3 separate regions of the Homo sapiens genome follow, and all the other regions are linked to region 1. A link is an interaction called in ENCODE POLR2A ChIA-PET data of the cell type or tissue named here. Cell type or tissue: CD4-positive, alpha-beta T cell. All regions are shown on one strand. Links, peaks and the distances in the headings refer to the core of each region. The heading gives the core; the rest is flanking DNA. Region 1 overlaps CCDC7 (coiled-coil domain containing 7). Region 2 overlaps IATPR (ITGB1 adjacent tumor promoting lncRNA). Region 3 has its middle 20 kb from the start of LINC02644.

Region 1 (10,750 bases), core at 2,753-7,752:
ATAATTGGAAAAACAGAAATTTACAGTTCAAGAATAAGTTGCCTAAATTAGTAATTTTTAAAAAGTAATTTAGTTAATGACAAGTTCCAGAGTGTGACTGGAAGTGGAGGCCAAGAGATCTTTGGAGATGAGGAAGTCAAGAAAGTGAGAAGCCAGGGTTTTGGATAGGTCATGTACATTGACAGGACTGAGTGCAAAAGAAGAGTAAAAGTAAACCCATTAATAAAATAATAAAAAGAGGTTGATGGATGAAAAGAAGATGACAAGATGAATTTCCAAAGTTGCAAAGAAGAACACATTTTAAAAGAGGGTAGAGGAATAGTAGACTTCACTCTACCCCTACTTCTCTGGAAGGATAATGACCTCTATGCCATAATCAAAGAATGACTAACACTTTTCCAATGTCAGTCAAATGTATCCTAAAGCAAACAGCATATAGACCATGAAAGTCTTCTGTTCTGGGACCAGAGATAAAAACAATGAGAAGATGCTAGGATATAGTCACAGTTCATGCATTTAAGGTTCTATCTATATTTATCCTTTAAATACCCCCAAATAAACTGGCCTCTTTTCTTTGAAAAGCCTGGGCTTCAAGAGTGTTTAATTGGACTGAACCATAAGTGTGACCAAATGAGAACTAAAATAATACTGTAAATCAGTAAAGCTACCCTGGAAATCATTCTAATATACTGACAGCATATATAAAGTATTTTCCAAAGTAGAATTAAAAGCCCCTAAGGACAGAGACCAGTAGTTCTCAAACTAATGGCAAAGTGCCTGAATCAAAAGTGTAAAAGAACATCATTAAAATAACATATTTCATCTATAGAAAATCAATACATAATTTTATGTCTACACATACATAATCATTTAGCATGATTTTTTAAAATATGGTAGAAATATTTAAAGTGAAAGGTTCTCTCATCACCCTTTTATGTAAATTGGAAAAAATAATAACTTAGTTTCCATTATTCAATTTTAGGAAAAAAAATGTGTCAGTCAAACTTGGAGTATACCAGATATATGCAGGGATATAGGGTGTAGGTCACTGAGAAATATTTTATCCCATCCACTTATTCCTTGTCTACCCAAACCAAAAGGTTACTTTATAACCAACAGTTATTCAAAAATGACTTATACATACTTAACTTATACATAATCCAAATTGCTTTTCAAATGAGTTAAAAAATATTAACTTAACAATTTTAAAACGTTAGACTTACTTCTTCCATCTGATTGACCTGCCACTGAAACCACTTTAAGAAAACAAAAGAGGGACAAAAAAAGAAATAGTGACTACTTAAATTGCACTGATGAAATAAATATCTATATAAATGTGTGTCTGTGTCTCTGAATCTTCATCCATCAAATATCAGCCCTGACCGAAACATCACTTGGGATTCAGAATGGGGCTAATGCACTATACAAATGAACATAAAATTCTTAAATATATAGAGCAGCAAGTATGGAATTCCTTCTACTCCCTTAAAATTTAGAAACCTCTTCTTCATTGGCATGTATTTCTGTGTTAAGTTTTAGTAGGCTTAAGCTGTAATATATTGAACGTACCTTAAAAAGAGATTCCAAAATCTGAAAAATAAAGTTTTAATTAACACATTTAAAATTAGAATGCTTCACAATGTATAATATAATATTTAGTTCAGTCTTTTGCAATTTTCAATCACAAAAATGTACTAAGTATTAAAATATAACTTTATAAATCTGTAGTTGAAACTTAAAATTTTTTATTTACAGACAGTGCTTTTAGTTCACCTTGCATAGACAACTTCTTTCTAGAATTTAAAAATAATTTTTCTTTTTATATATAAAAAGGGAGAAAGAGGGAAAGAGAGACAGAATCTCACTGTCACCCAGGCTTGAGTGCAGCGGTGCACTCATAGCTCACTATAACGTTGAACTCCTGGGCTCAAGTGATCCTCTTGCCTCAGCCTCCTGAGTAGCTAGGACTACATGGGCACACCCCCATGCCTGGCTAATTTTTAATTTTGTTTTTAATAGGGATGGAGTTTGGCCATGTTGCCCAGGCTGGTCTCGAACTCCTGGCCACAAGCAATCCTCCCATGTCAGTCTCCCAAAACACTGAGCATGAGCCATCATGCCTGGCCCTAATATATCTATATTAGGTGGCCCCCAAACAATTCCCAAATTTATTTCATATATTTTCTTAATATAGGTAAGGAGGCTGGGTGGGGTGGCTCATGCCTGTAATCCCAGCACTTTGGGAGGCCAAGGCAGGTGGATCACCTGAAGTCGAGAGTTCAAGACCAGCCTGACCAACATGGAGAAACCCCGTCTCTACTAAAAATACAAAAATTAGCCAGGTGTGGTGGTGCATGCCTGTAATCCCAGCTATTCAGGAGGCTGAGGCAGAAGAATCACTTGAACCCGGGAGGCGGAGGTTGCGGTGAGCCGAGATCACGCCATTGCACTCCAGCCTGGGCAACAAGAGCGAAACTCCATCTTAAAAAAAAAAATGTACATATGTGCATATATATATATGTATATATATATATATATATACATATATATATATATATATATACACACACACACACACACATATATGTAAGGAATAAAATTTAAATTCCTTTCAGAGGAGCATTATATTTTTTTCATACAGCAGCAAGTACAATAACAAAAAGCATCACCTTCCCAACACTATCTTCTCAATACAACTCTGTTCCTGCTAAACGGTCTAGAAAATCAAGATATAAAATATAATACTACTTAATATTTTTAATGAAAAATGCAAATTACTTGTTTGAGAAATTACAAGAGAAACTGACTAAATATACAAAAACCAATAGAAACTGAACTCCACATACACCTACAACCATTCTGTTTTTCACTTTCAGTACAGTATTCAATAAGTTTCATGAGCTATTCAACACTTCCTTATAAAATAGGTTTTGTGTTAGATGATTTTGCCCAACTGCAGGCTAATGTCCAGTGTTCTCAGCACATTTAAGGTAGGGTAGGCTAAGTTACAATGTTTGGTAGGTCAGGTGTATTAAATGCACTTTCACCATATGAAAAATTCAACTTATGATGGGTTTATCAGTATGTAACTCCCTCATAAGTTGAGGAGCATCCATACACAGTTCAAAATATCAGTATTTACCATTTAAATATCTAATGTTAAAGTGATTACATTTGCTACAAAAACAAAAACCCCACCCTATCAAATTGGGTAAAAGTTTTCAATTACATTATTAAAGTAAAATGTTACTACGTGCATTCAGGGAGTAACATAAGATTGAACAAAAATTAAACTAGATAAATTAAATTTATCTTCCGCAACACTAACTCTAGATCTGTGGTTCAAAAAGTAAGGAGCCACAGCAACAGCATCAGCACCACCTACAAGCATACTTATTAGTACTGAAAATTCTCAGGCCCCACGCTACCCTACTAAATCAGAAATTCTAGAAGTGGGACTAACAATTTGTGTTGTAACTAGACCTGCAGGTGATTGCTTTGCATGCTAAAGTCTGAGAATCACTAAGCTAAATAAGAAAGCATAAATCTACGCAAAAAGTGCTGAGATCCTTCAGAAAATATACCAAAGCAAATTAATGTCTGTGTCAGAAGAAAAATATTTTCAGCTACGTAAGTGTTTAGAAATAATGTCCACTAAAGCACATTATACCTAGGAATAACTAATTCTTTCCACTGTCAAGAAAGATTCCGGGGTTCTCAAAACTTCCCTTCCTGCACTGGAACCTGATGGGAAACTTTAGCGTATATCAATTCAACCACTCATTGTAGCCATAGTTCTACAATAATTTAAACCACTCCTAGTTTAACGAGAACAGTGCCTTTCTCAATTACTGAGGAAACCCACAGCATCAATTACTGATACTGCTAAATCTAGATCATTGTTGATAAAAATGAGTGAAAAATAAAAACTGATCCACTGTGAAATGCCTTTTTATTTTGTAATGATTTGTTTAATCATTTACTTACTGATAAGTAGACATTATCTATATAATCTAGATAATCCTTCATGTGATTAAATACACATATACGTCAGGTATACATGATCCAAATTTTGCCCCTGTTTGAAATTTCTCTTGCCCCTCTCTTTATGAATTATTTATATACAGAGCTTATAAATTTAATATAGGTGAATTTATCAATATTGCCTTTTATGATTTGTATTTGTTTTGTGATTGTTTCTTGCTCCAGGTCATATACTTACATCATCAGTATCATATTTGATCATATATCAAATTAGTTTTTTCCTTTATAAATAACCAGTTGTCCCAAAGCCATTTATTATACTGCTGGCTCTGTCATCAACAAAATTTTCCATATATAAAAGGGTCAATATCTGAGACTTTGTTCAATTTCATCAGTTCATCCAGGCTTGCACCAAAAGCACATAATCATAATTGATATAGCTGCATAATGAATCTTGATATCTGTTAGGGTAGGTCCTTTGGCCTTGTTCATTTTCTTCAGGACTCACTTGGTTATTCTTGGTCTACTGAAATGCTATACATATAAAATTCAAAGTCAATTGTAAATTTGTATCAAGGAAAAAAACTATTAGGGTATTTGAAGAGTGCTAACAGCAAAAAAAAAAAAAAAAAAAAAAAAAAATGTGCAGCAGGGAAGTCCAAAGGCTTATGCTCCAATTTTGTTAGAACTCTGAAAAACAGTTAAAGATTTAAAGCAACCAAGCAATGCCACATCAATAAAATGTGGCTTGAACACCACAAGAGAACTGTGTGGTATTTTAACTCGGTCTTGCCCCACCCCTTCCTTGAGCACAGTAGCAGTCTTAAAAACAGCAACCCTCATTTTGAGTGGTTCTGGAGAGAGCATAGCAGACATATTCCCAAGAAATTGTGTTACTGTTTTGAGCTCTCTAGAGGTTCCCACTTTTGAGCTCTCTAGAGGTTCCCACTTTTGAGCTCTCTAGAGGTTCACACTAAACTGAGTTAGTTTCACCTAACTCAGAACTCTCCTAGGGAAGAAAAGCAACTAAGTGGAGGGCCTCAAAAGTGTCCCTGTTTGCAGACAACATGATTATATACATATCATATACATAGAAGACTCCACCCAAAAACTTCTTAGAATTAATGAATAAATTCAGTAAAGCTGCAAAATATAAAATCAACATATAAAAATCAGTGGCATGTTTATATACTAGCTGAAAAAAAGAAATCAAGAGACCAATCCCATTTATAATAGCTACAAAATAATATATAAGATACCTAGAAATAAATTTAACCAAGGAGGTGAAAGGTCTCTACAATGAAAATTATAAAATACTGATGAAAGAAATTAAAGAAGACACACACAAAAAAACAAAAGACATCCTATGTTTGTGGATTAGAAGAATTAATATTAATACTGGGCTTAAGCCCAGTATCATTTTGACAGGGATTTCACTGAATCTGCAGATAGCTTTGAGTAGTATGGTCATTTTAACAATATTAATTATTAATACCATGACATTCTTTACAGAAATAGAAAACAAATCCTAAAAATTCATGTGGAACCACAAAAGACCCTAAGTAGCCAAAGCAATCCTAAGCAAAAAGAAGAAAGCTGGAGGCAACACACTATCTGACTTCAAAATATACTACAAAGTTAGCCAGGCATCATGGTTCATGCCTGTAATCCCAGCAGCTTGGGAAGCTGAGGCAAGAGGATCCCTCAAGCCCAGGAGTTCGAGGCTGCAGTGAGCTATGATTGTGCCACTGCACTCCAGCCTGGCCAACAAAGTGAGACCTTGTCTCTTTAAAAAAAAAAAAAAAAGCACACACACACACACACACACATGCAAACACACACACAACATACTCTTCAAAGCTATAGTAGCCACAACAGCATGGTACTGGCACAAAAACAGACACACAGACCAATGGAACCCAATAGAGAACCCAAAAAATAAATCCACTTATTTATAGCCAACAAATTTTCAACAAAAGCACCAAGAACATTGGGAAAAAGACAGTCTTTTCAATAAATGGTGCTGGGAAAACTGGATATCCATAGGCAGAAGAATGAAACTAGACCCCAAAATCTCACCATATGCAAAAATCAGCTCAAAAACAGCTTAAAGCCTTTAATGTAAAACCCAAAACTATGAAACTACTGGAAGGAAACATAGAGGAAATGCTTCAGGACATTGGTCTGAGAAAATATTTTATGCATAGGACCTCAAAAGCATAGGCAACACAAGCAAAAACAGACAAGTGGTATTATATCAAACTAAAAAGCTTCTGCACAGCAAAGGAAACAACCAACAGAGTGAAAAGACAATCTTCAGAATGAAAAAAGATATTTGCAAAAAAAAATTCATCTAACAAGTGATTAATATTCAAAATATATAAGGAACTCAGACAACTCAATGGCAAAAAAAAACTGATTTTAAAATAGGTAAATGGCTTGAATATTTCTCAAAAGAAAGATACACAAATGGCTAAAAAGTATATGAAAAAAATGCTCATCATCACTAATCATCAGGGAAATGTAAATCAAAACCACAATGAGATATCATCTCACCTCAGTTAGAATGGCTATTATCAAAAAGAAAAAAGATAATAAATACTGACAAGGATGCAGAGAAAAGGGAACATATATACACTTTTGGTGGAAATTTAAACTAGTAGAATGATAATGAAAAATAGCATGGAGTCTCCTCAAAAAACTACCAATAGAACTACCATATGATCCAGCAATTCCACTACTGGGTGTATATCCACAGGAAAGGAAATCAGTACACTGAAGAGACATCTGTACTTCCATGTTTATTGCAGCACTAAACTGCAATCGCCAATATATATAATCAACCTAAATGTCCATCAATAGACAAATGAATAAAGAAAATGTGGCATATAGGGGGAATGGACTACTATTCAGCCACTTTCAGTTCCAAAAAAGATTTCACTCTTAATTCCAAAAAAGAATTAAATCCTGTCATTCACAGCAACATGGAAAGCCCTATAGGATATTATATGAAGAGAAATAAGTCAGGAACAGAAAGATAAATATTTCATGTTCTTGCCAATATGCAAATGCTAAAACAAGCTGATCTCATAGAAGCAGAGAGTAGAATCATGATTACTAGAGGTTGGAAAGGGTAGGGGTGAGGGAGGATAGGGAGAGGTTGGTTAAACGATAAAAAATTACAGCTAGATAGGAGAAATAAGTTATAGTGTTCTACAGCACTATAGGGTGACCACAGCTAACAACGGTTTATTATATATATATATATTTTATATATTTTGAATGTTCCCACCACAAGGAAATGCTAGGTGTTTGACGTGATGAATATGCTAATTACTCTGATTTGACCACTACCCATTGTATGTATCAAAATATCGCTATGTACCCCATAAATATGTATAATTATTACATGCCAATTTAAATACTATTGCCAGAAAAAGCAATAAATTAAGTGTATTCTATTATATGAAAAAAAAGACAATTGCAACAATTCCACTGTAGTCTTACATTTTACTCATAGCTAATTGATAAGGCTTATGGTACTAAACCATGATTGTGTGGTCATTCTCTGTAATGGCCAATCATTCTCTCTTTGATGCTGATTGCCACAACCTTACTATTTATTAACTACCTTGTAACTACTTACATGCTCTTAATGAGGGAATATGGCAGATTCATTAAGATTCACACAACTATTGAAGAATTAATTCAAAGTTCATGTCTTATTTGTGGTGGTTCAGTGGCATAATCTTTGCATTTGGGCATAGTAAAAACCCTTGATGATGATTAAAAAAAAAGAATAAAAAATAAATAAATAATGTTTTCCAATGCCATTTATAATTTCTTAAGACACTGAATCTAGATTAATGTTGGCTGACTGGATAGCAGATTCAATTTTCAACAACCAGTACAAGTTTGATATTTTATACTTGACAGTATATACAGAATACATACATTTTGTTCTTCTTTAAGTGCTTCTTCTAGCTGAGCTGCAAATTGCGAACAATATGTCAAGAATGAATTCATATCATCCCCAACCTTTTGAAAAGAATAATAAAACATAAAGTTACATTTAAGAATCCATATGCATGTCTGTCTTTTTCTAGCATATTTACTTTTTGAAAAATTTTAATTTTGTGTAATTTATGTCCCTTCAAACATTTACAGCAAGAAGCCATGCTTCAAATGCCATACTAGCAAATTCTCCCAAAGAAAAAATATGAAAGAAAGTACACTTTGGGAAGTGGCCCATCAGTGACATATACCCAGCCATGTCTCTCCTCTCATTCATCTCTACACAGTTCCAGAAAATCCAGCATCCCAGCCTCATAGTACTGAAATTTCTGGGTGGCCCAATAAAAGGTAATCATTACCATAAAAAAAAAAATCTCTTGGTGTTAGAAAATGACTACTACCTATGATACCTAACTGTATAATTGCCATGAACTGCAGTCTTCTGCTCTCACCTAATGGGCAATACACAACTTTGAGGAAAAAATAGTTACAGCTTAAATGTCATAACGATCAAATCCCTTCTAGTAAAGCAGTGATTCGTAAATCAGAGAATTGACTCATGATAAACAAATATTACAGGCTTATATACAGTTAGGATTTTCATAGAGTGGTTCTCCATGAAGAATATATTCCCTGAGCATTACATTTAAAGATACTGAGCCAGGCGCGGTGGCTCACACCTGTAATCCTAGCACTTTGGGAGGCTGAGGCAGTTGGATCACTTGAGGTCAGGAGTTCAAGACCAGCCTGGCCAGCATGGCAAAATCCCGTCTCTACTAAAAAGACAAAAAAATTAGCTGGGCGAGGCGCCGCACACCGGTAATCCCAGCTACGTGGGTGGCTGAGGCACGAAAAGCGCTTGAATCCAGGAGGCAGCAGTTCCAGTGAGCCAAGATCACACCACTGCACTCCAGCCTAGGTGACACAGCGAGACTCTGTCTCAAAAAAATAAAAATAAAATAAAATAAATAAATAAATAAATAAATAAATAAATATGCTGAGAGGCTCACATACTTCTTGTCACAATAAAGACCTATAATCATATAGGAGACGGGGAAAAAAAACTAAATCATCCAGCAGAGAGGAAAATGAACAGATTAGTGTTACTAATCACAAATATAAAGAGAAACTATTAGCCTACTTCTTCCACCCACATTCAGGTGCCACAAATATAGAGAAGATAGAGAAATACAGAGAAGATAGAAATTGATTTGACCAAGTTTATAATGTAACCAAATGAGACCAATAAAGCAGAACAGGGCAAGAGAGTTAAGTACGTGTGAAAGGGAGTGATGATAATAGTGGACCATGCTATTTAAGCTGGGTAAGTAAGGGCACAAGGAGGATTTCGGACACTAAAAAGGCAGCAAGACCAATGGATTATGTTTCCCTGTGAAATCAAAGGATTTTTGGAGACAGAATATTGGACAGACTGAGTGGGAAAGACAGGAGGTGGTGGCCACAGATTAGGATGACTGAAATTCAAATTATGAAACAGTTATGGTAAGGACTACAGGATATCACTTTGTCCATTAGTGGTTGATGTGAAATAAAATACAAGATCATTGGAGGAAAGAAATTCAGTAAAATAAAGGGGATATCCGAAGGGCTGATTTCTTCAATTTTGTCAGTATTGGAGACCACAGGAAAGTGAACTTAATTTCATTTTATTTTATTTTTTTGGTGGTTTTTTTTTTAACTTTTGTTTTAGATTTAGTGGGTACATGTGCAGGTTTGTTACCTGGATATACTGCGTGATGCTGAGGTTTGGGGTACCAATGATCCCGTCACCCAAGTACTGAGCACAGTACCCGATAGCTAGTTTTTCAACCCTTACCCCGCCTCCCTCCCACCTCTAGTCATCCCAGTTTCTATTGGACTTCAATTTCAGATTTTAGTTTTGGTTCTTTGATTCATTCCTGGCAGGGCTTCAAAACATAATAACCACAAGGTCATGCAGGATAAGGATTGTGATTACATAGTCCTTTTAATAGTTGGGTAATCACCACCACAATAAAAATATAAAACATTTCCATCATTTCAAAAAGCTTCACTGTACTCCTTTGCAGTCAATTCTCCCCTCCTACCTTAGCTCAAGACAAACACTGGTCCTTTACTACAGTTTTCCCTTTCCCAGAATTTCATATAAATAGAATCATATGATATGTAGCCTTATTTATTTAGCTTCCCCACATCCTAATGTTTTTGAGATTCATCTACATTGTTCTATGTGTCAGTAGTTTGTTCCCTTTATTGTGAAGAGTATTTCATTGTATGCTATACCACAATTTGCTTATCCATTCACCAGTTAGTAAATATTTGGGTTGCTGGATTCAGTAGCTATTCTGGCAGTTACGAACGAAACTTCTATAAACATTTATATACAAGACTTTGTGAGGATGTATGTGTTCATTAATCTTGGATAACCACTTAAGAGTGGAATTGGTGGTTATCTTTTAAGTATATGTTAAACTTTGTGAGCAGCTGTCAAACTGTTTCTCAACATAGCAGTACCATTTGTGTTCCCACCAGCTCTGTATGAGAGTTCCTGTGGCCCCATATCTTTACTAAAATGTGATTATTCTCTATCTTTAAAATGTTGGTCATTCCTAATGGGTATGTAGAACTCCTTTTCTGCAAACTTCTTGGCAAAATTCAGGTCAAGAGGGATTTGGTTGGGTTGAGTAATTTTCTAAGAGGATCATTTTCATGGATGGGAAATTCATTCTGAGGATATAATAAGTACTCCAAA
Region 2 (10,750 bases), core at 3,914-8,913, 650 kb before region 1:
TCGGCCTGCATTGCTACACACAAAAGCATTTCAAGTTCCAGCATCCTTGGTAATTCACTTTAACACTCAGTCACTCACTTCTCTTATGTTATCTGACTTCCTTACAAGCCACATGCAAGAAAACAAATAGTAATTGACTCACACTTTCACAAGCACTGTCTCTCCTGAACTTCTCAAGGCAGTAAGCAAGGCAAACCTCGGTGCCACTGTTTTGGAGATCAAGAAATGGAAGCTTAGATTGTTGAGGGACTTGCCCACAGTTCCATGGTATCACCTTATAACTTATAGAAAAAGCAATGAAATCTCAGATTTTTTCTAATATCTAAGCAGTGCTGTCTTCCCCACCCCCCACCCCCTTTTGTTTTTTGAGACGGAGTCTCACTCTGTCTCCCAGGATGGAGTATAATGGCATGGTCTCGGCTTGCTGCAACCTCCACCTCCCAGGTTCAAGGGGTTCTCCCACCTCAGCCTCCCTAGTAGCTGGGACTACAGACACAGGCCACCACACCCAGCTAATTTTTGTATTTTTAGTAGAGACATGGTTTCACTATGTTGGCCAGGCTGGTCTCAAACTCCTGACCTCGTGATCCACCCGCCTCAGCTTCCCAAAGTGCTGGGGTTACAGGCGTGAGCCACCACTCCCGGCCTCTCTTCCCCCTTTCTATGTGAACACATGTACTTTTATTAAATCATTTTGATTATTTTCTATTAATAATTCACATTTATATGAATCACAGAATTCAAGATTACTATATAGTCCCTAGAAATTGCTTTATTACTCACTATATTTATGAAGGCTCCTAGTAAATCTCCATGATGATATTTGGAGAGTCTCTGATATATTCAAAGTTGTCCTGTTTTTATACTGAAGGCAGCCGACACTGATCCAGTCAATGAAATCGTGATTCTCTAAGAATGAATATTTGGATTTTTTTTTTCTTTTCATAAGGTTGCGTGTCTTTGGTGTTCAGGCAGGTAGATGCCACATTGCTTTATTAAATTGGTGTAATGGAGCATGGATTTTTTTATATTGTCATATGCAGTGATAATCTAAAATTCTAGAGCTATGATTCATCTCTGAGGATGTTTTACTCATATTGCACAATAACCAAAAAGTATTTAGACCTCAAACAGCGGGTTAACTGGGCATGGCCCTGTCCTTGTACAGTTTGCATGCTGTTATTTTTACAGATGTTCTCCTCAGTTCCCACCTTAATTCAGGTCAGGGGAGTTAATGGGAAATGAAACTGCATCTCCTCTACTTCCCTCCTTCCTGCACGGTTGACTTGAATTATAAACCAACAGCTATGCTCTGCCGGTTGATAACTGAGTTGTTTACCACCTCAACCAGAAGATGCAACGATTAGCTGTTTTTTTCTGGCTTTAGAAAAAGGTTACCTCGTAAATAGATGAGGAGACAATCTGCATATCTGCCCCATCTTACCTTTGACTTAGATACCTACTTCCCTACTGAAACAATAAACCAGTCTCTGGCTGTTGCTGCAGAAGAATCTGCTACAGAAATATCTGTCACACTTTAAAATTGTTTCCCACACACCAAACAAGCTCAACCGCTCTTCTCTTGTTCCAAAACAAAAGCCTTATCCTGTAGGACTCTTTCAACAAAAACCAATGAAGAACACCTTTACTTTTTCAAGTAAAACTAAAAATAATGATCACAAAACAAAAACTTGCTCTTTATATTTATTCAACTTCCTCTAGCCGCCCCCTACATTAAACCAAGTGTTTGAGAAGAGTTTCAAGAAATCTTAACTTCAGAAGGAGTTTTAGGAAGTTCCTATTGCAATCTCTGATTAACGTGGAAATCCATTCTCTTGATAAATACTTCCACTAACAAAGAGGCCTCTCTTTAAAAGATTGTCCATTCCTTTTCTGGAGAGTTCTAAAAGAGGATAATCAAAAGGAAAGACCCTTCTTTCACTGGAATTTATGTCTTAGTAAGTGTTCATTTCAGATATATTCACAAGTAAAAAGAGAGTAAACTCTAAGACTCAAAAATGGGCCATTTCTATGAAATAAGGACACAACAGATCGAAGCTGAAAGATTTGATCAACCTTATCAATTGTTGAAAGACAAGTCTTATAGAAGGAAGCTCGGCCAACTCCAAAACTGACTCCTTTCCAATGCTTAGTGATCATCTGGACACACTTGTGGAATGTGACATTTTGGTCTAACACAAGCACAGAATAACATGTAGCATATACCCAAATGAAATGAATCACTAGCGAACGGATCCTTAAAGTCTACAAAAACCAACCACAGGGCTGTAATGAAAGAAAGTGATGACAGACAAGTTATAACATACAGCCAGCCAAATTCCGAACACAGTATTTTGGCTGACTAGTCTTGGACATGGGAAGAATTATGCTGTTCAATTTACAACTTATTAAAGAGGGAAAGAAGTCATCGATACAGATGGTTGGTTCTATATCAAAGAAGACTAGGAGAGGTGATATTACAGAGCTTCTATAGAGCAAACTGTCAAGCAGTACTTAACTCACTTTTCCCCATAACTAATCATTAGAAAAGAATGAATTTTCAAAAGGTTAAAAAAAAATTGCAGTGTTCTTAGTAAGCCATGGTTTTGCTCACTTATCTGCAAAAGCCTGGACATGCTGATAGAGTCAGCTTCATTCCTTAGGCAAGGCAATAATTACTTTTTCACATGGTGCATGTTCTCTGCAAGCAGTTGCTCACGACATGTGGAATGAAATGCCTTTGTTAGGGGGTGGGGAGAGTTTATCATAATGTTTTATGCTAGTAGATGAAATCTGCCCCTAAATATAACATAAAAACTACTTTTGATTTACCAGAAGGAACACATGGTACCTTAAGTACAGTCTATGAATATTTTGAACAGTAAGCCTCAAATAGGTAACAGAAGTGTCAAGCATGAGACCAAGAGTCATCTGGGCCTAAATGGACTTTGAAGTTGGTTTTATTACACCATAAATGAAGTAATGTTCACTGTTGCTTTCAGTTGCTGTAGTAGAAGAGCCAGAAGTCTTGCGTTGTGGTCCCTATTTTGCTCTTAATCATGTGTGCCTGATTTTGGATAACCTTTCAGAGGCATAAGCTGGCTTATCTATAGAAAGAAGAAAGCTGCATTAAAGTATCTCCAAGATTCATTCAAAAATGAATGAATATCATAGAAAAAAAATATTCTATGATTTTTATCTTCTTGGATGGATAACATCACCACCCAGCAGTGGAGAAGAGAAGACATCAGGAATTCTCCTAAGCCTTTGGCCTATGGAGGTCTCCTGGATAATATAGTTCAGAAGAGAAATAGGATGTTAGTCCCCTGACGCCCACATGGGTGTGAATTAATCATCCCACCACTGAGCCATTTGTGACCTTAGAAAAGACTATTAAATTCCTTTCACTTTTATCCATTTGTAAGTGGCAATAACCCGTCCAACCAACCCGCAGCCCAACCAGACCTCATTTATAAAAATTAATTAGATAACATCTTAGGTTTCCTAGTCCATGGAAGTAAATGTTCTAAAAATGTAACTATTAGGTTGGTGCAAAAGTAAATGCAGTGTTTGCCATTTAAAAGTAATGGCGAATTATCCTCAGCAAACTAACGCAGGAACAGAAAACCAAAAACCACATGTTCTCCTTTATAAGTGGGAGCTGAACAATGAGAATACATGGACACAGGGAGGGGAACAACACTTACTGGGACTTGTTGGAGGAGGGCAGAGGTGGGAGAGCATTAGGGAAAACAGCTCATGCACATGGGGCTTAATACCTAGGTGACAGGTTGACAGGTGCAGCAAACCACCCTGGCACACGTTTACCTATGTAACAAACCTGCACATCCTGCACATGTACCCCAGAACTTTAAAAATTTATATAAATAAATAAATAAAAGTAATAGCAAAAACTGAGATTACTTTTGCATGAACCTAATAATGTTTATTTTTAAAAACAATACATGTAACTAGCAACCTCTTGTGCTGTCATGTATAAGCTTTTAAAAAGAATATTTTGAGTGCACTTTGACGCATGATTTAATTACCACTTTTCTTTACAACCATGAAGCTTCTCACTTTTGTTCTGAATGTACAAGCTGTTCATCAGAATAAGTTGCCGGCTTGGGCCACTTCCTTTTCTCTACAGAAGGATTTCGCATGGCGAGCTGGAATTTCCTTTATTTAAGATGCTTGAAAAATCTGGAATGGTCTCATTGATTTATTTCTGGAGTGGGAGTGTCCAACCTAAAGTGTCTCTTCAGCATGTCCGTAATTTCTATTTCACATATGAAAAGTTAACGCCAAGCAGTTGCTCAGCACATGCTAATCAAAATTTCACAGATATAAAGCCCTGAGTTAGGAACATCCAGATGTATTTCAAAACTGGGTAAAGTGCCCCAGCACATCTCCAGGGTAGCTACGTATATGGTGGGTGGCCACTGGGCTTTAACTGGTGAGTAAAGACTAGCATGAAGGACTCTATGGAAGATTCCATTGAACTTTGCAAGACTCTAGCGAACCATACAATTTCCTTCCTTCTGTTTCAGTTGACTCATCAATCCATAAGGAGTACCCATTTATGTAGAATTTTAATATTTCAGAGTGACAAATTATGCCTCTCCTATTAACATAGCCAGGACAAGATATGAAGCCACCGCTGATTTTTTTATTCAATATTAATTCTACCAGCTATTTTTCACCTTTAAAAATCCAACCATAACACAGACCCGAAAATAGATGATTCAGGCCTCTTGTTTTTAATACATTCTGTGGGGGAGTTTTTGGTTAATTTCCCAGAGGTTCACAAAACTAAAAAAATCCTTCCCCATACTAGTTTTAGGAGGAGCCAGCCCAAAAATTTCCTCACGACCCTGAGTTAACTGAGTTATTTCTGGATGTGAAAAATAAATCTGAACATTGTAGTAGAGGGAACCCTAGGGTGATCTTCCCTTAAGACTTTGGAGTTCTCTTCAGAAGTAAGGAGGCAAAAGTAGACGGGGTCGGGGGGCCAGAGTTGAGAGGCAAGTCACAAATGAGTTAGACCTAACACTCAAAAGGAGAAATTAAAGAAAGTAAATTTCTGTTTTCGCTCTGGAATAGGGAAGAGCGAGGAGTCATTGTCTCTGAGTCTTCAAGTTTAGGAAGGACCTTGACACAGGGCGATCGGAAGGAGATGGACTGCACCTCCCTGAGGACGTGTCAGCAGGAAGGAGACACAAAATTACAATACTGGGGGCTTGCATTAGGCACCGAGAAGCGTTTCATGACAGTGAGGGCTGTTAAACACTGGAATGAGGTACCAAGGGACCTTGGGCAATCTCCATTCTTGGCAGGTTGAGAAATTAGATCCTTATCTGCTGGAATCAAAGCTATGGGGAGAGAATTGGGCAACCTCAAGAGACCCCTTTCAAGCCTAAGAATCTCTACCCCGCCACAGTCGGAGGAAAGTCGATAATTTAAAAATGAAGAAAGTTCTCCACTGACTTGCTTATACATTTCCTTTTTCTGTCAAAACGAGAAATTTTTTTTTCTTTTCTGAGAGGATGTATATCCTGAGGAAATTATTATTTTTTATTTGCTTTTGATAAAAATAGTGCCAACCACTTCTGGGTTTTTTGCAGAGCTCACAGGTGGGGGTGAAGAAAGCCTTTGGCAATGCCTGCAATAATAGCTCAATATGAGTCCTCCAAGAGGTCTTCATTAAGGGAGGCCTGAGAGGGCAGAGCCACTCAGTGCTACAGTTTGCAAAAATCCTTAGGATGTTGGCCTGTGTGGCTCCTAAAAAAAAAAAGAAAAAAAAAACCCAGCTGCAGGGGGGATTTGTTTTCATAGGGCAGCTACTTGAGGGGTTTGGTCACTGCTGCTGAACCACAACATTCTGAGTATTGGGGAAAGGATACACTTACATTCAATACGAGTGCTTCTAAGAAAATCGCACTTTTCTTATAAGCTTCCGGATAAGAATTGTGCAAGGACAGTTGTATTGCATCAAAACATGTGGTTTTCACACGCATTGCTGTGCAGATCACAGGATTTTTGCACCTGACAAGAACATCTTGGGGGGAGGACCAAGAAAGAAATTTGAACCCCTCAGCAGACTTCTCTTGATCCGCCCCTTTCACTGTTCCCATACCTTTAGACCAGCCGTGCTAGATTTTGTTAAGTAAAAATGGAGACCCTGACTGCAGAAAGCGATACAGCCATTCCAGCAAGGAAGGACAGGAATCCATTTTGTCTCTTTTAAAATACAGAGTTAATAGTAACTTCAAGATCGTTTCTGCAGCCTTTTCTGAGAGAAGCTGAAGCAAGTGCTCTTAGGGAGTGATTATTATCTGTTCTCTCGGTTGTTGTTTTGGGTACAATATGTAGTTTTCCCCTGGCAACTGGAAAATTATGTTGTGGCAGGAAGGACATCATTCTGCCTGTCTTGAAATGCTTTTCCCAAGAGATCTCAAGCTGAGGCTGTGTTGATAAAACACACATATAGAGAAAAGAAAATATCTTCCTTCCTTACTTCTTCTCTCTTTCTTATCGTTACACATCTTTGGAAGGGAATAAACTAAATATAGAAATAAAGGACAAGAAAATTGAATGAACACCTAACTTGAAATAGGCAGCTTCTGTCCATGCAGCGAGTGGGCTACATTATTGCAATTTCTATAAAACTGTTTCAGCACCAAATGGAAATTGGCCCATGTGCAGATTGGGGCAGCTTTCTGCAATTGAACCAATTGAACTTTTTCGAAATTGTACATATACGCACATCCGAAAGCTCTATACAACTGACTGTGTTGTAGCTAAGGACTGGTGAAATCCCCAAGGGAACCAGTGATACTCTTTCTAGGTCTTTCTAACTCTCAAAAGTTGTGTTTTAAACACTTTCTCACATCTTCCTACGAATGACTTCACTGTTTTATTTGTTGTGCTTACTGGTAACCAAAAATTATTTCAAGGTTCTATCCCAAACTCCCCTACATTTCTGGTGGCTTTGAAGTTACTCCAACGATTCTCTGTTCAGAAAGGTGGCTCCCACTTATCTGTGATTAGAGCATTTTGTGAACAAACGAGGCTGTAGAAATGAGTGCAGTGACGTAAATTCCTACACATGTTTTGGGCAAATAAGTTTATCTGACATAAATTGTTCTCCTTTCCTCCTCTGAGACCCTGGAACAAGCAGAGGAAAGGGTCTAGGCATTGAACTCCGGTGCACCTGTGATTAAACTTCAACTTGCCATGTCTGAGCTGTGTAACTTTAAGCAAATTGCTTACCCTTTCTGAGCGTTAGGTTCCTCATCTGTCAAATGAAGGTTCAAGTCTCATCCTTACAAGATTATTGTGAAGATTAACTGAGATGATACATATGATGCATGTGGTGTAGAACAGGTACCTGGTGCTATTGATGTTATCCTTTGGTCCATTAGTAAGAACATGTCCCAAACCCAAGCTTGTATCAAGTCCCTTAGAAGAAATTGAAAAGAAGACTCACAAGAATACAAAGGGAAGGATAGATACTGATATTAACAAAATAGGCTCGAAAAAATCCTAAAAAGTGAGTTCCCTATTTTTCTATCTACCTTCCTGGTCTCTTTCTTTACCTCCTGAATAGTTTGCATGGGTTCCCAGATGCGGACACTGGTTTAACCTCAGCAAGTTGTAACTCTCATTAAAGTGATTCAACTGTTCTGCTCTTTGCTTCCAGAATAATTAAGAATAGCAATGTCCAGATGCTCTCCTAACCAGTTCCCACATTAGCATCTTCCCCGTTCTCTGAAAAAAAAAAAAAAAAAAAAAAAAGGTGACCTTTTGACCTGATTCATTGGGAAGGCTGTTGTGAACTTCCTGGGTCAGAGTCGCCTGGGGTCAGTTACATTAATAGCCATCTAAACCTTCCTCTAAACCTTCCTGGGAATTGTAAAAACCTCCCAGATCCATGACAATAATGAGCTTTAAGCGTCCTTCTTCTCATTTCCAAAAGATTGAGGAATTTGGGCTTTACCCAGTAAGCCTGCATTGCACTTTGTCTTCTGACTCCATCAATTTATCATGCAGCATTGGATAATCCAAGAGTTTGTTAAATTCTCTATTTCTACAAAATATTTCCCATTGATTAAATTGTTCATTGAAACCAAGTCTGTCTTCAGAAAGAGTTCTACTGAGACTATATTGATCAGTCTCCAGAGTAATGAGTATATCTACTGAGCACATGCTTCATAGCTGACATGGTTCTAACAACATTCGCTAAATTCACCCTCCTAACGTTCTGTGAAGCAAGTGCTTGTGATACAGATAAGGGAAACTGAGGAATTGAAAGTCACAGAGTCACTGAATGGTGGGATGGGGAACAAACTCAGGCTGTCTGAACTCACTCTGATATCCTGCAAAGCAGTTACTAGCACAAACTCTTTCAATTGCTTATGATGGACAGTGCACTGATACTTTAGAGAAACTGAAATGAAACATGAAAAATACGGTTTTGGTTGATGTTTTTCCTAAGAAATGAGGATGAGGTTACTTCACTTTAATATTACACCTACGTTTAATTAGAATGAATGCAAAACTGATGAAAATTCTAGATTTTTCAGAAAGAAGCCTTTTTTTTCTGTTTGAGCCAAATCACTATAATGTCTATTTCCAAAAGCCAATAGTGAAAAAGTTCTCCCCAAAGTGAAGAGATCCTATAGAAATTTAAAACCATAATTAGGAACAAACCATAGCGGTCATTTCTATTTGCTGTGGCAGCTATTCAACTGCAGTATACGGATTTCATCTCCACCTAGAAAAAGTGAGTTCTAGTGTCTTACTGCTTTGAGGAAACCAGTGAGATGGGAGAGTTCCCTGACCCCCTTGTGGGACCTGCGACAGTGGGGTGGGGGGCGGCTCATTTTGCTCAGCAGAGCTTAAACCCCTTGTGGGAGGAGGAGCATGCAGGTGAGCGGGTGAAAGAGCCAGGGTGAGTGTCTTTAGGCGCCAGCAGGAACGAACCCTGTACTGGTCCACAGCAGCCTCTAGGGGTTGCCCCCGACCTCTGGAGCCCCAGAGGGCATGTGTTGCAAACAATTCTCTTTTAGTATTTGCCGTCCACGGATGGCTAAGTGTTAACCAGCTCAGTGGAGAATCACGGTGGCATACACCCTGCCCTCTTGGTACCCTGATTCTTGTCCAGCATCCAGGAAGAATCAGGTCACACGGACTTGAAGGATGGTGAATGCAGAGGTTTTACTGAGTGATGGAGGTGGCTCTTAGCGGAGGGGAGCTGGAAAGATGATGGTGCCGAAAGAAGGTGATCTTTTCCTGAAGCGCGGCTGGAGTCATGCCTTCTGAAGTTAAGCCACCTCTATCCATAGTCTCTAACACTCAGTTGCTCCTTCTCCTCTCCATGTTCAGCTGCTTGACTATCTGACAGCTGAGGTCTGGGATTTATATGGGCACAAGATGGTGGGGAAGGGACAAGGAGAACCAAAAAAGTAACATTTGGGCTGAAAAACAAGGATAACCGTTCTCATTTAGGGCCGCGGTTTCCAGGCCTGAGGGTGAGGACTTTGCCGGGGAACCACCCTCTTCTACCCAGTATTTCCCCACCTCCTGTCCATATCACTAGTATGGGAATTGTATGGAAAATTTTAAGCCTCTATTAAGTTGGCAAAGCGATTTAAAAATCAAGTCCTAAGCACTGAATTTTCCCAGGCTTTGTCTTGTTCTGGCTGACCGACTACCTGTGATCTAACAACTCTCCTTGTGAGCCACAGAAGCTCTCTATGACATTTTCAGTGAGGGTGCCTGAACCTCGGATGGATAACCAGTGCAACTAAAGATTTAAGGGCATTTCCTTTTTGTCTGTTTGTTTGTTCGTTTTGAGACAGAGTCTCACTTTGTTACCCAGGCTGGAGTGCAGTGGTGTGATCTTGGCTCACTGCAACCTCCGCCTCCCAGGTTCAAGGGATTCTCCTGCCTCACCCTCCCGAGTAGCTGGGATTACAGGCATGTGCCACTACACCTGGCTAATTTTTGTATTTTTAGGAGACACGGGATTTCACCATATTGGCCAGGCTGATCACGAAGTCCTGGCCTCCAGTGATCACCTGCCTCAGCCTTCCAAAGGGCTGAAATTATGGGTGCTTCAAGGACATTTCTGATGTGCTGAATACGCCTATGGAAGAAGGCATTCCTGGATCCTAATAAATAATGAATATTTATTTTAAATGAATTACTCATCTGCAGTGTTGAAGTTGAGCTTGAACAGTGCTAGCTATCAGTTTGTGTTCAGTAGGTTAAAAATCCCCCTCAAAATGTCCTGGTATCTTCAAGTGTGGCTATACTAGATCCATGCTTAAGGTCTGCCCTCTGTGTGCAGTCTAAGAGTGCATTGTTTTTTCTCCTCTGCTTTTAAAAGTCATGCACATGCTTTTAAAAGTACATGTAGAAAGTACGTCAAATAACAAATATTCCAGCCATAAATTCCATTTTCGATATTTAACCCATGCTGGTGAATATAAATTTAGTATTTTTCACATATATCTTGTACCATATAGTACCAGTTGTTTAACAACAATTTGATATTGTTAAATAACAGTGTATTGTGAATATTTTGTCATGTTATTAAATATTCTTCTATTTCACATTTTAATGACTGACCTATGTCCTATCACATGAACATGCCTCAATTTTATTTCACAAACCCACTATAAGTGGATGTACTTGTTATTTATTGTGTATAATAAATTAGCCCAAATTTAACAGCTTAAAGCAG
Region 3 (10,750 bases), core at 1,866-6,865, 1.8 Mb after region 1:
TGGCCAACACGGTGAAACCCGTCTCTACTAAAAATACAAAAATTAGCTGGGCATGGTGGCACATGCCTGTAATCCCAGCTACTCAAGAAGCTGAGGCAGGAGAATCACTTGAATCCGGGAGATGGAGGTTGCAGTGAGCCGAGATTGTGCCACTGCACTCCAGCCTGGGCAACAGAATGAGACTCCGTAACAAAACAAACAAACAAACAAACAAGCAAGCAAACAAACAAAAAAAACTGGAGTCTCTGGTTCTATATCACCGCAACTTTTCCTAGCTCCAATCCCATTTCCAACATTACAACTGTATTGAGGTTTGAAGGGAAGAAGAAAACTCATTTAAGTTCCTAAAAGTTCAGGGGTCATTTTTATTTGTTTTTTGGCCATTTGTTTGGTAAAGTATCTGTAACGTAGGTTCCATAAATGATTCTAATAATTTCTTAAAGCATTTTCACTAAAAACAGCCTTTCGTACCATCCACTGTGGATCTGAACTGGCTAAGTTTGTATGTTTTTGAGAGGGCAAAATAAAATAGGAACCATCAATGACTACATTATAAATAACTATAATTAATTTGGAAGCCACTCAACTGAAATTTCTGCTAACTTAGCAAAAAAATTTTGCCTTTGATTAGCAATCCTGTTCCTCAAAGTAGTGAAAATCTGTTGCACCAACTAGATTACTGGGGAAAGGCATGTTTCAAATAGCTCATAACAGTCTATAAAGACCTAGACATTTTTAGCACTCAAATACATTGTGTAAATACACATTTACACTTAAATAACCAATATTACGTCCTAACATTCTAAACAGACTTGACCGTATATACCCAAAATACAACTGTATCTCTTTTTAAAAGTATTTTTATTTTAGAGACAGGGTCTTGCTCTACTGCTCAGGCTGGAGTGTAGTGGTATAACCATAGCTCACTGCAGCCTTGAACTCCTGGGCTCAAGTGATCCTCCTGGCTCAGCCTCCCAAAGCGCTGGGACTACAGGCAGATGCCACTATACTGGGCTGATTTTTTAATTTTTTGTACAGATGGGGTTTTACTGTGCTGCCCAGGGTAGTCTTGAACACCTGGCCTTAAGTGATCCTCCCACCTCAGCTTCCCAAAACTCAGGGATTACAGATGTAAGCCTAGACTTTTATTTCTTTAAAGATATTTTACAAAATGGGCATTTCACTAATTTTCCTTACAGTTTTCCTGCATGTATTGAAATGTAGTCCTATATACAAATTAATTTTTCTTATGTGTATTTATTTTTAATTTTATCAATGTAAATATTCAATTTTCAGTGTGAAGAACTTATGGGGTCATTCTTTTCACAGCCTTGATCAGTTGCCTAATTTAAAGTGTAATACAAAAATTAATGGGGTGTGGTGGCGGGGGCCTGTAATCCCAGCTATTTGGGAGGCCAAGGCAGGGAGAATTGCTTGAACCCAGGAGACAGAGGTTGCAGTGAGCCGAGGTTGCGCCACTGCACTCCAGCCTGGGCAACAGAGTGAGAACCTGTCTCAAAAAAAATAAATAGGGCCGGGCGCGGTGGCTTATGCCTGTAATCCCAGCACTTTGGGAGGCCGAGGCAGGCGGATCACCAGGTCAGGAGATTGAGACCATCCTGGCTAACACGGTGAAACCTCACTTCTCTAAAAATACAAAAAATTAGCCGGGCATGGTGGTGGGCACCTGTAGTCTCAGCTACTCAGGAGGCTGAGGCAGGAGAATGATGTGAACCCAGTAGGTGGAGCTTGCAGTGAGCCGAGATCATGCCACTGCACTCCAGCCTGGGCAACAGAGCGAGACTCTGTCTCAAAATAAATAAATAAATAAATAAATAAATAAATAAATAAATAAAATAATAAAATAAATAAATAAATAAAGTTTGGATATGTTATGCCATCAAAAGAGTTTCAAGAATAAGTTTGGTACCAGTAGGAATAACAGAAAACAGAGATATGAAGACTGCTCGTGGTTAAGTATTCTTGCCCCAGAGCCACCTATTTATAGAAATTAAACCCCTATCACGCCCCGGAGGAGCCTGGCTCAGCATCCCTGAGCACCTCAAGCAGCTGTCTCCTGACCCTGGTGGGGCACGAGCAACCCTACCCTGCAGGCACTGGGCCAGGACATTGACCCTAGCAGGCCGGCCAGCATTGGCCAAGTGGAGGCTGTACCACCTGTGCAGCTGCTGCTTTTGCTGACCCTCTCCCAGAAGTGCACCCTGAGCTCTGACTCAGTCCTGTTTGCAGGTGTGGCCCTTGTGCGCACAAGTGATAGGGGAGCCGGACTAGTGTCACCAAGGGGCCAGAGCTTCCGCGTTGGCTACGGAGTGACTGCAAGTGCCATGGGGCTGTGCTTCCCCCCTGCTGGAGGGATGGTCTGGAATCTGAACGCTCCCTGCTCTATCTTAATTCTCCAAAGCTGGACTTTTTCAAAGTTATAAGTCTGCTGGAAAGAAAGAAAGAGAGAGAGAGAGAGAGAGAGAAAAGAAAAGAAAAGAAAAGAAAAGAAAAGAAAAGAAAAGAAAAGAAAAGAAAAAGAAAGAAAGAAAGAAAGAAAGAAAGAAAGAGAAAGAAAGAGAGGAGGGAGGGAGAGAGAGAGGGAGGGAGAGAGGGAGGGAGGGAAGAAAGGAAGGAAAGAAGAAAGAAAGAAAAGAAGGAAAGAAAGAAGTGAAGAAAGAAAGTGCCTGGGCAACATAGTGAGACCCTGTCAAGGAAGGGAAGGGAAGGGGAGGGGAGCGGAGGGGAGGGGAAGAGGGAGGAAAGGGAGTTCCTCCCACTGGGGGTCCTTGTCTGACACCCCACTACTCCCTGGAAGGAGAGGCTGGAGCTGCCTGGGCCCTGGAAGATCCCCTTCCTGCTGTTTAAGAAGCCCCTGAAGTTTGGTGTGTTCAGCGGCCCAACCTCAAGTCGCCTTGCTGCTGGTTCAACCCTGACCTGCTCCACAGTCTGGTGACTGGGATCTTCGGCCCCTCCTTGTAGCCAAACTCACGGCTCTCCACATCCTGTGCTGGAGCCCCACTCTGACTCCCTGCATGCAGGGTGGGTTAGCAGCACAGTTGGGTTTGAAAAGAGGCAGGCCTGGATGTGAGTGTCCCGCTCCACTCCCTGCTAGCTTGTGGCTTCAGGCAGGTTCCTTGATCTTAAGGTCCTGTTCCTCATCTGAGAAATTAGCATCACAACAGAACAAGTCTCAGGAAACCCAGGAGGCACTCAGCTAGAGGCAGGGTAAAGCCCCCAGCATCGTGCCCTGAGGGGGCAGGGGGACCTCTGGGCCACAGCCCGGCTCTGCACAGCACACAGCCCCACTGGCCGTGTGCTCAGTGAGACCCGCCTGCTGGGTGTTCCTGCACTTGCTTTACATCATGGATAACTGTCTTGGAGACAGGGTCTGAAATCTTTACTTGGTCCCTACAGAAAGTGTCTCCCATAGAGTAGATGCTCAGGAAATGGTGTCAGTTGATGAAACAGATGCATTTTGTATAAATCAGGAAAGAAATCACGTGGTTCCAAGCCTGCAGTTTTCTGATCAGCAAACAGCTGCCTGTGCTTCCTGTGGCCCCGGGGGCAGGTGCACCCGCACAGCAAGGAGGCTGAAAAGAGGTGAAAAAACTCCCTTCTGAATTGAAATCACAGACCTGTGACCTGCATGCTCTCCTAAATGGGAAGGGGTGAGGAGCGCTGTGGGAAAGGCTCCTCCTTGGCAAGGAAAGGGATGATTTCTCCGGAGTTCACCGGACTCCCCCTTTCCCCAGCGCCAAGCATCCGGGTGAGTGTTTTGCAATGGGGTCTGTCACCATCAGGAACCGAGGAGAGTTTAGACTCTGCATTTACTACACCAGACCCACAAAGCACCACCTGTGCTCTCAGTCTCAGGAGAAACAGCCTCTTTCACTTTTCAAATCAATCTTCTGTGCATGTATTTACTATAATGTTACAGCACCATTGGTTCCAGCTTTAAATCACGAAGATATGCTCTACTTAACGACTTTAGTTGAAGCAGCACACAGCCACATGGGAAATACCATTTAGAGGCCAATCATCTCTTTCCCAGAAAATCTCTGGGGACAGGGGCAGGGGAGGGAGAGAGGGAGCTGAGAAGCCTTGATGTGCAAGTTCAATTTCTACAGGTGAACACCAGCGGCCTCGGCAATGCTAGGTTGTTAGGAATTCGGCCTTACTTCTTTTCATCTCTGTGGTTTACTAACTGGCTCTCAAAGGCGTATGACTGCGGTGCCCCACTGCACGCACGCAGCAGAGGGCATGACAGGGTTCATTGGAGAAGCTGGCTCCCGCAGGGCTGCTGGGCTGACCTCTTTCAGCTGGAGAAAGCCATAAGCGCTCACTAACCTGCCGTGCTCACCATGAACTTCCACTTGACCACATAGGCATCCCCCTCGTGGAACTGCCCGATGCTTTGTTTGGGGAGCCTGCTATAGTCAAATTCCAGGATGTACCAGACATCCACGGAGACACTGGTGATCTCAAACTGCCTCCTGTGGTGTCCTTCCACCAGGCCACAGCCACAGCCAATGTTCACCCTGTCCAGGATGGCACCTGCTGTCGTCTGGGGCACGGACACCATCCGTGTCACGTTGTTCCGCTTGACATCGGCCCTGGAGTCTTCCTATAGGGGAACATGAAGACATCGGTTCAGTTGCCTGTTTCCGCAGCTATTCCTTGTCACACTCAACGCTGCTTCAGCTGTTCATGGGACAGCATAAAAATACACCTTCCACACTCTGTCTCAGGATGTTTAACTGCAGTCAGGGAAAGGCTGCATTTTCAGAAAGACTCTGGCAGGTCTGAACACCCATTGGCCACACTGGTGCATGGGGTGCCTGAAAACAGGTGCAAACCCGACTCTTCACCTCCCAGAGTCAGATTAGAATTGGAGGCCAGTCTGCTGTTCTATTAGTGAATCCTGGGAAGGCCTCTTAGCTTTAAGGGGTGTGTGTGTGTGTGTGTGTATGTGTGTCCATTTTTTTTAATTAAAAAAGTATTTTAGTTGACACATTATTATGGATATGATTTGATGTGTTGATAAATGCATCTGTTTCATGGGGAAGGGGGTGTGGGAAGGAGACGGGACAGGGAGGATAGGGAGATGTTGGCCAACAGGTACAAAATGACAATCAGAGAGGAGGAATGAGCTCTGGTTTTCTCCTGCACAGTGGGGTGACTGTTTTCCAATACTGTATTGCATATTTCAAAATAGCTAGAAGAGAAGATTTGAATGTTCTCACCACAAAGAAATGATACATCTGGGGTGACAGCCATGCGAACTATCCTGATTTGATCATTTTACATCAAGGCCACTTTTGTTGGGACCCGAACCAAGCCCTGAGGTTTGAGACTTGGTCACTGGAATACCTTGTGCTGGGCAAGTTCCCCGGGGTTCTTCTCATTTGGTCTTTTCAGTTCTGTCCAATCCAGAAACTTTTCTTTGAACAAAATCGTCTCATTGTGTTCAGTAAGTCTCCCAAATATCGCCCAGTCGGGCCGCCCCTGTCCTTTTCTGTAGGGTGGGAAGGGGGTTGGGAGAACAGACAGGAAAAGAACCAAGATGAAGCCAAGCTTAAACAAAGGAATCTAAAACACATGCGGCTGCTGGAAAAAACCTCAAAGTACGTGAGTACATATAAAATAAATGGTTTATTTTCCTGCATTTTACCAAATACTGACATTTTGTTATTTTAGTCTGAAGTCTTGCAAAGCTTTGTGTCCATGGAGTTTTTGATGTGCCTTAATGTGACATGAACCATGTCAGGACTAGACTTTTCTTACATTCTAGCAAGTTTTTTTTGTTTTTGTTTTTTGTTTTTTTTGAGATAAGGTCTTGCTCCGTTGCCCAGGCTGAAGTGCAGTTGCACAATCATAGCTCCCTGCAGCCTCGAACTCCTGGGCTGCAGTGATCCTCCTGCCTCAGCCTTGCAAATAGCTGGAACTGCAGATGTGTGCCACCATGCCTAGCTAATTTTTTAATAGAGACCAGGTCTCGTTATGTTGCCCAGGCTGTCTTGCACTTCTGGCTTCAAGCAATCCTCCCACCTCAGCCTCCCAAAATGCTGGGACTACAGGTGTGGGCCACTGTACCTGGCCACATTCTAGCAAATTCTTGTCTTTGGGATGCCCTGGGAGTGGCACGCTGGGTGGAGATTTCGGCAATAGCAGGAGCTGTGGGCAAACCTCACTTGTCATCTACTCTGTGCCACCCAGTCACCTGCAAATGCTCACCAAGTTTCCTCCAATTAATTAATAGACGTAGGGAAGAGGTAGCTCCCTCCTCAATTCTCTATTATTTTATTTCATGTTACAACAAAGCTCTCCAGAGTACAGAGATTCTCCCATCACTAAAATGAACACACTTTCATAGATCTTGAAGTGCCTTTTTGTGCACTTATTTCTAGGCCACTGACCAAGACGGCAGATGGGGAGAGCACAGAAAGATAGGAGGTCTTGTGCGGGCTTGGGATTTCAGAATTTGTGCTGTCCCCAAGAACACAGGTAATTTAGAAAAAGGTAGAGCTGAGGGCTGGGTGTGGTAGCTTATGCCTGTAATCCCAGCAGTTTGGGAGGCCGAGGCAGGTGAATCACCTGAGGTCAGGAGTTCAAGACCAGCCTGGCCAACATAGTGAAACCCCGTCTCTACTAAAAATACAAAAATTAGCCAGATGTGGTGGCGGGCACCTGTAATCCCAGCTACTCGGGTGGCTAAGGCAGGAGAATCACTTAAACCCAGGAGGTAGAGGTTGCAGTGAGCCAAGATAGCACCATTGCATTCCAGCCTGGGCGACAAGAATGAGACTCTGTCTCAAAAAAATAAGTTAATTAATTAAAAATTTAAAAAAAGAAAGAAAAAGAAATAAAACAAAAGGTAGAGAAGATATGCGTGCTGCGGAGGGAGTAGCCCTGGAATAATATGCACGATCTTTCATCCCTCCAGACCCATCTTCGGTTGTGAATCTGGCCTGGGATGCAGCCACCTCTTAGAGCAACCCCCGCTGCTGCTTGTGCCCTGCTGTGCTACTGCCTCAGTCACTTCCTGCTTGGTCAAGACCACAGCTGCTGATGTCACAGCTGAGGCACATCAAAAAGGCTGCCTGATTCAAAGAAAGCTGCCGGATAAATCATAGAGCACAGACACTTCTACCTCATGCTCTTATGGGACTTTAGGAACCAAACATAAGCACCTATGGAAAATGCACGGTGGTCTTGAAAGGCTGTGTGGTCTTTATCAGAAAATATCTGAATGACTGTCTCTTATGTCAGTCCTACTCTGCAGGCTTGCTAAGATGATAATTGAAAGGGCTTTTGGTTTCTGCTTTAGAATCTGTCACTTATGTTTTGAAGCGTTGTGAGCAAGCGATGCAGCAGATTGCAGGGTGAGGGGGATGAACCTGGGCCAGAAGCCAGATGTGTTTCTCCACGCACTGCCCTGACCTACAGCCGGAACTGGGCTCAGTGGTTTCAGCCTCATTTGCTAAGAAGGGCTGGGTGCGTAATCTTGGCTGCACCTTAAAATCCCTGGGAGCTTTTAAGACATATTGACACATAAACTGTAACTCACATGAAACGAAAACACATCTCTGGGGCTGGGCTGAGCAAATGCCTTTTTTTTAAAGGCCCCTCAGGTGATTCTGTCTCAGAGATGTTGAAAACCAGTGGGTTAGGAGCTCAGTCATCTACTTTCAGATCTGTGATTATGCCACTATTAAATACAGTTGGCTATCACATAGATTTTTATGCTTTAGCTTGTTTTTTTTTCTCTGCTATACCAAATAAAATCTTTTGAGCTGTTGTAGTTCCAGTCCTTAAAACAACAGTTGTTACCATACTGAGGTTAAACATTAGTGCATTTGCTTAACAAGGACATTAAAACTTCTTACCACACTGACATAATTTTAATGATTTCTATAATAATTAATAAGAAAATCAATAATTGGATTTTAAAGCAGGAAACTAGGCAGGAAAGTTGAAATTCATATACCAGTTCAATGGAAAACATTAAAATGTAGTTGTGTGATGCCCAATATTCTATGCTGTTTGTTGGTTCATTGGTTTCTCATCTATTGTAACAGCACCCATAGTTAAAAAGCACTACTTTTTTTGGTCTGATAGTTAAAAAGACAACAACAATCCTTTGCATGTAAGAATTTTTTTCTCATAATCACAATTTTAGAGTTTGCACATATTCTATTCAATTTCAAAAATAACTTTAAAGAGTCTAGTACCTGCAGGGAATATTACAATTGCAATCATTGTTTTAATACCATCTCCTCTCCCTCTTCCCTTCCCAAAAGGTATAAAGACATAAACATCATCTGCTGCCAAATAAATCCTGGAATTCGAGGGCGATGCTGGGAAGGTATGAAATTAGAGGGAGGCATGTTGCTTTTGCACTTTCAGATCAATGGCTGAATTCCAGACCCGGGGAAGCCTTTCAGATCCGCATGTAATTTGTTTAAACAATTGCTGTTCATCTGCCACAGCAGCACTTGGAATGCCGCAGGGAGGAACTTGCAGCATTTCTTGCTCACTTCAAGAAATCAACTATAACAAACCTCTTCTGGAAGACGACAGCATCCATATTTCTATAATAGTTAGATAAAAGTTAAAGAACTGTTCCTTTTGTGAATATTCACAGTCCACTGCATATAATCGTTTATGAAAACTGAACCCTATAAAGAGCGAGAGTAGAGGACTGTGGTGAGAACAGAGGGATCGAAGGGAATCAGCTCGCTCAGGGAGCCGTCCCAAGGTGGGGGCAGTAGTACCTGCGGATAAGCGGATTGCATTCTCCAGGATCCAGGGGATTAATGTCACAGTTCTCATAGTCAAAGGTTCCATTCCATAAGTGCTTTGCCAGCTGAAATTCTATTTTTCGTTGTGCTAACGTGACTTCTTTCCCATGCCATACGTAAACTTCACTACCAAAATCAAACACCAGTACCTGGGAGAAATGGCACAAAAGAATTTGTTAACTTCAAGAACATGCAACAGTTGAATCAGGTGCAACAGGGTCTCTGTTGACAGTGAGTCAAACGGAGGAAGACAGAAATCCTAATGGGGTGACCAGCACAGACACAAAAAGGCCAGGAGATCTCAGCTGGCACTGCCCCACCGAGCCAGCCTCTGCCCTGTGGGCACGATTCCTCCTCCCAGTGTCCTAAGTGGCCAGGATAATGTTCCCTCCTCTGAACTCTCAACCTGCTTACAACTTGCGATTCACAAGAGTTCTTTAGGTACATCTTCCTGTCGACTTCCTGCCTCTCTCCCCTATTCCTCCCCCTCTCATGTGCTCGTTCATTCACTTAATATATACACAGAGGCCACTTCATATACCCCAGGCACTCATGGTCCAATGGTGTCTTCTCTCCAGTACACAATTCCAAGATCCTTAAGGGCAGGGATCAGATCATGGTGATACATACAGGAGGGGTTGATTACTAAGTGTTTGCTGAATGAATACATGAATGTAATGCTATTTCTTACGTTCATAGTTTGTTTTATTCTTTCTCTTAGAATGATTTCTCCCTTCACTTCCAGCAATTCAAATTTTGCTTAACTCTAAACTTGGCTCAATTTCACTTTCTATTGAAAATTATTCCTGATGATTCCTGTATTTATTTTTCTGTGACGTTTCCCCCATGTAAAAGACCATACATATCACACAGTCAACCTTGCTCCAGATTACATTCCTTCTAATACTCTTCCGCCCAATTAAACTTAAGGGCCTTGCGTGTCTTCCACTTTCTTAATACTTAGCATACTTAACGGTACTGGAAAAGTATATAATTAATAAATATTTACTGGCATGACAGGACAAAAACAGCACATTAATTGGCAAATCCATAAATTATATATATGTATATGCATCTATTATTCCTCAAACTTAAGGACTGAAAAATATTCCATTAATATTTATACAAAATGCAACAGATAGGACTAAGTAACATTTACATTTTGCCTATGATGCTGTCAATGATCCATGCCACCTCTGAACAATATTCTGGATTTCATATTAGCATTTAAGATGTCAGTAAAGGGGTGAAATAACAAATACCCTGGCTGGGCACAGTGGCTCATGCCTGTAATCCCAGCACTTTGAAAGGCTGAGGCGGCTGGATCACGAGGTCAGGAGATCGAGACCATCCTGGCCAACATAGTGAAACCCTGTCTCTACCAAAAATACAAAAATTAGCCAGGCATGGTGGCATGTGCCTGTAGTCCCAACTATTCAGGAGGCTGAGGCAGGAGAATTGCTTGAAGTCGGGAGGTGGAGGTTGCAGTGAGCCGAAATCTTGCCACTGCACTCCAGCCTGGCAACAGAACAAGACTCTGTCTCGGAAAAAAAAAAAAAAAGAAAGAAGGAAAATCCTTTTAAAAAGCTGTAAATGTTCTACAATGGATACTGACACTGGCTAACCTTTATTGGGAACTTACTCTCTAATCTATTGGGCAGCCTGTGCTGAGTGCTTTCAATGTGCTTTCTCATTGAAGGGCAGAGGCCACAGGCTGTACCTCTTTGGGTTGCAGAAGAGAGCACTTTGGAATTTTCCCCCAGTAGTCGTCATCAGGAACAAGTTTGTCATCCATGAGACAGTAAATGCAGTTAGTTTCTATTATGGCTGCTTCATAGAGTTCATCTTCTTTTGGGTCTCCAGCAGCTTGGGGATAAGAACAACAGGAGAGCATCACATTTTACATTGCAAAGTAGCTGGTTTAGAAGAATGAGCTAAGGGAGAAG

The links. ChIA-PET counts read pairs that join two places held together with the same protein. Peaks named below come from ENCODE experiments on the same cell type or tissue, not always from the same donor. Only the 100,000 strongest peaks of a DNase experiment are listed, where the experiment ranks them.
Region 2: POLR2A ChIA-PET joins it to region 1 with 5 read pairs; 2 of 35 experiments call an interaction of 5 or more read pairs at or near these places.
Region 3: POLR2A ChIA-PET joins it to region 1 with 5 read pairs; 1 of 35 experiments calls an interaction of 5 or more read pairs at or near these places.

The regions. Positions count from the first base shown.
Region 1 is chr10:32,453,523-32,464,272 of GRCh38, reverse strand. It overlaps CCDC7 (coiled-coil domain containing 7), which reads right to left. Exons shown (of 44, transcript NM_001395015.1): 4 at 7,939-8,022; 5 at 1,570-1,590; 6 at 1,224-1,256. Among named protein-coding and RNA genes, the nearest start is that of CCDC7, 13 kb to the right of the region's middle. In CD4-positive, alpha-beta T cell, for the core only: no CTCF peak of the experiment used is centred there; a DNase peak (open chromatin) is centred at 4,752; H3K4me3 peaks cover 602 bases; H3K27ac peaks cover 1,356 bases.
Region 2 is chr10:33,105,220-33,115,969 of GRCh38, reverse strand. All of the region lies in intron 1 of IATPR (ITGB1 adjacent tumor promoting lncRNA), which reads left to right. Among named protein-coding and RNA genes, the nearest start is that of IATPR, 6.2 kb to the left of the region's middle. In CD4-positive, alpha-beta T cell, for the core only: no CTCF peak of the experiment used is centred there; a DNase peak (open chromatin) is centred at 6,019; H3K4me3 peaks cover 690 bases; H3K27ac peaks cover 3,661 bases.
Region 3 is chr10:30,698,290-30,709,039 of GRCh38, reverse strand. It overlaps the pseudogene SVIL2P. Among named protein-coding and RNA genes, the nearest start is that of LINC02644, 20 kb to the left of the region's middle. RefSeq lists enhancers at 3,345-3,394, 3,275-3,798, 3,915-3,974, 6,911-6,960, 6,981-7,120. In CD4-positive, alpha-beta T cell, for the core only: no CTCF peak of the experiment used is centred there; DNase peaks (open chromatin) are centred at 3,559, 3,869 and 4,249; H3K4me3 peaks cover 1,518 bases; H3K27ac peaks cover 3,652 bases.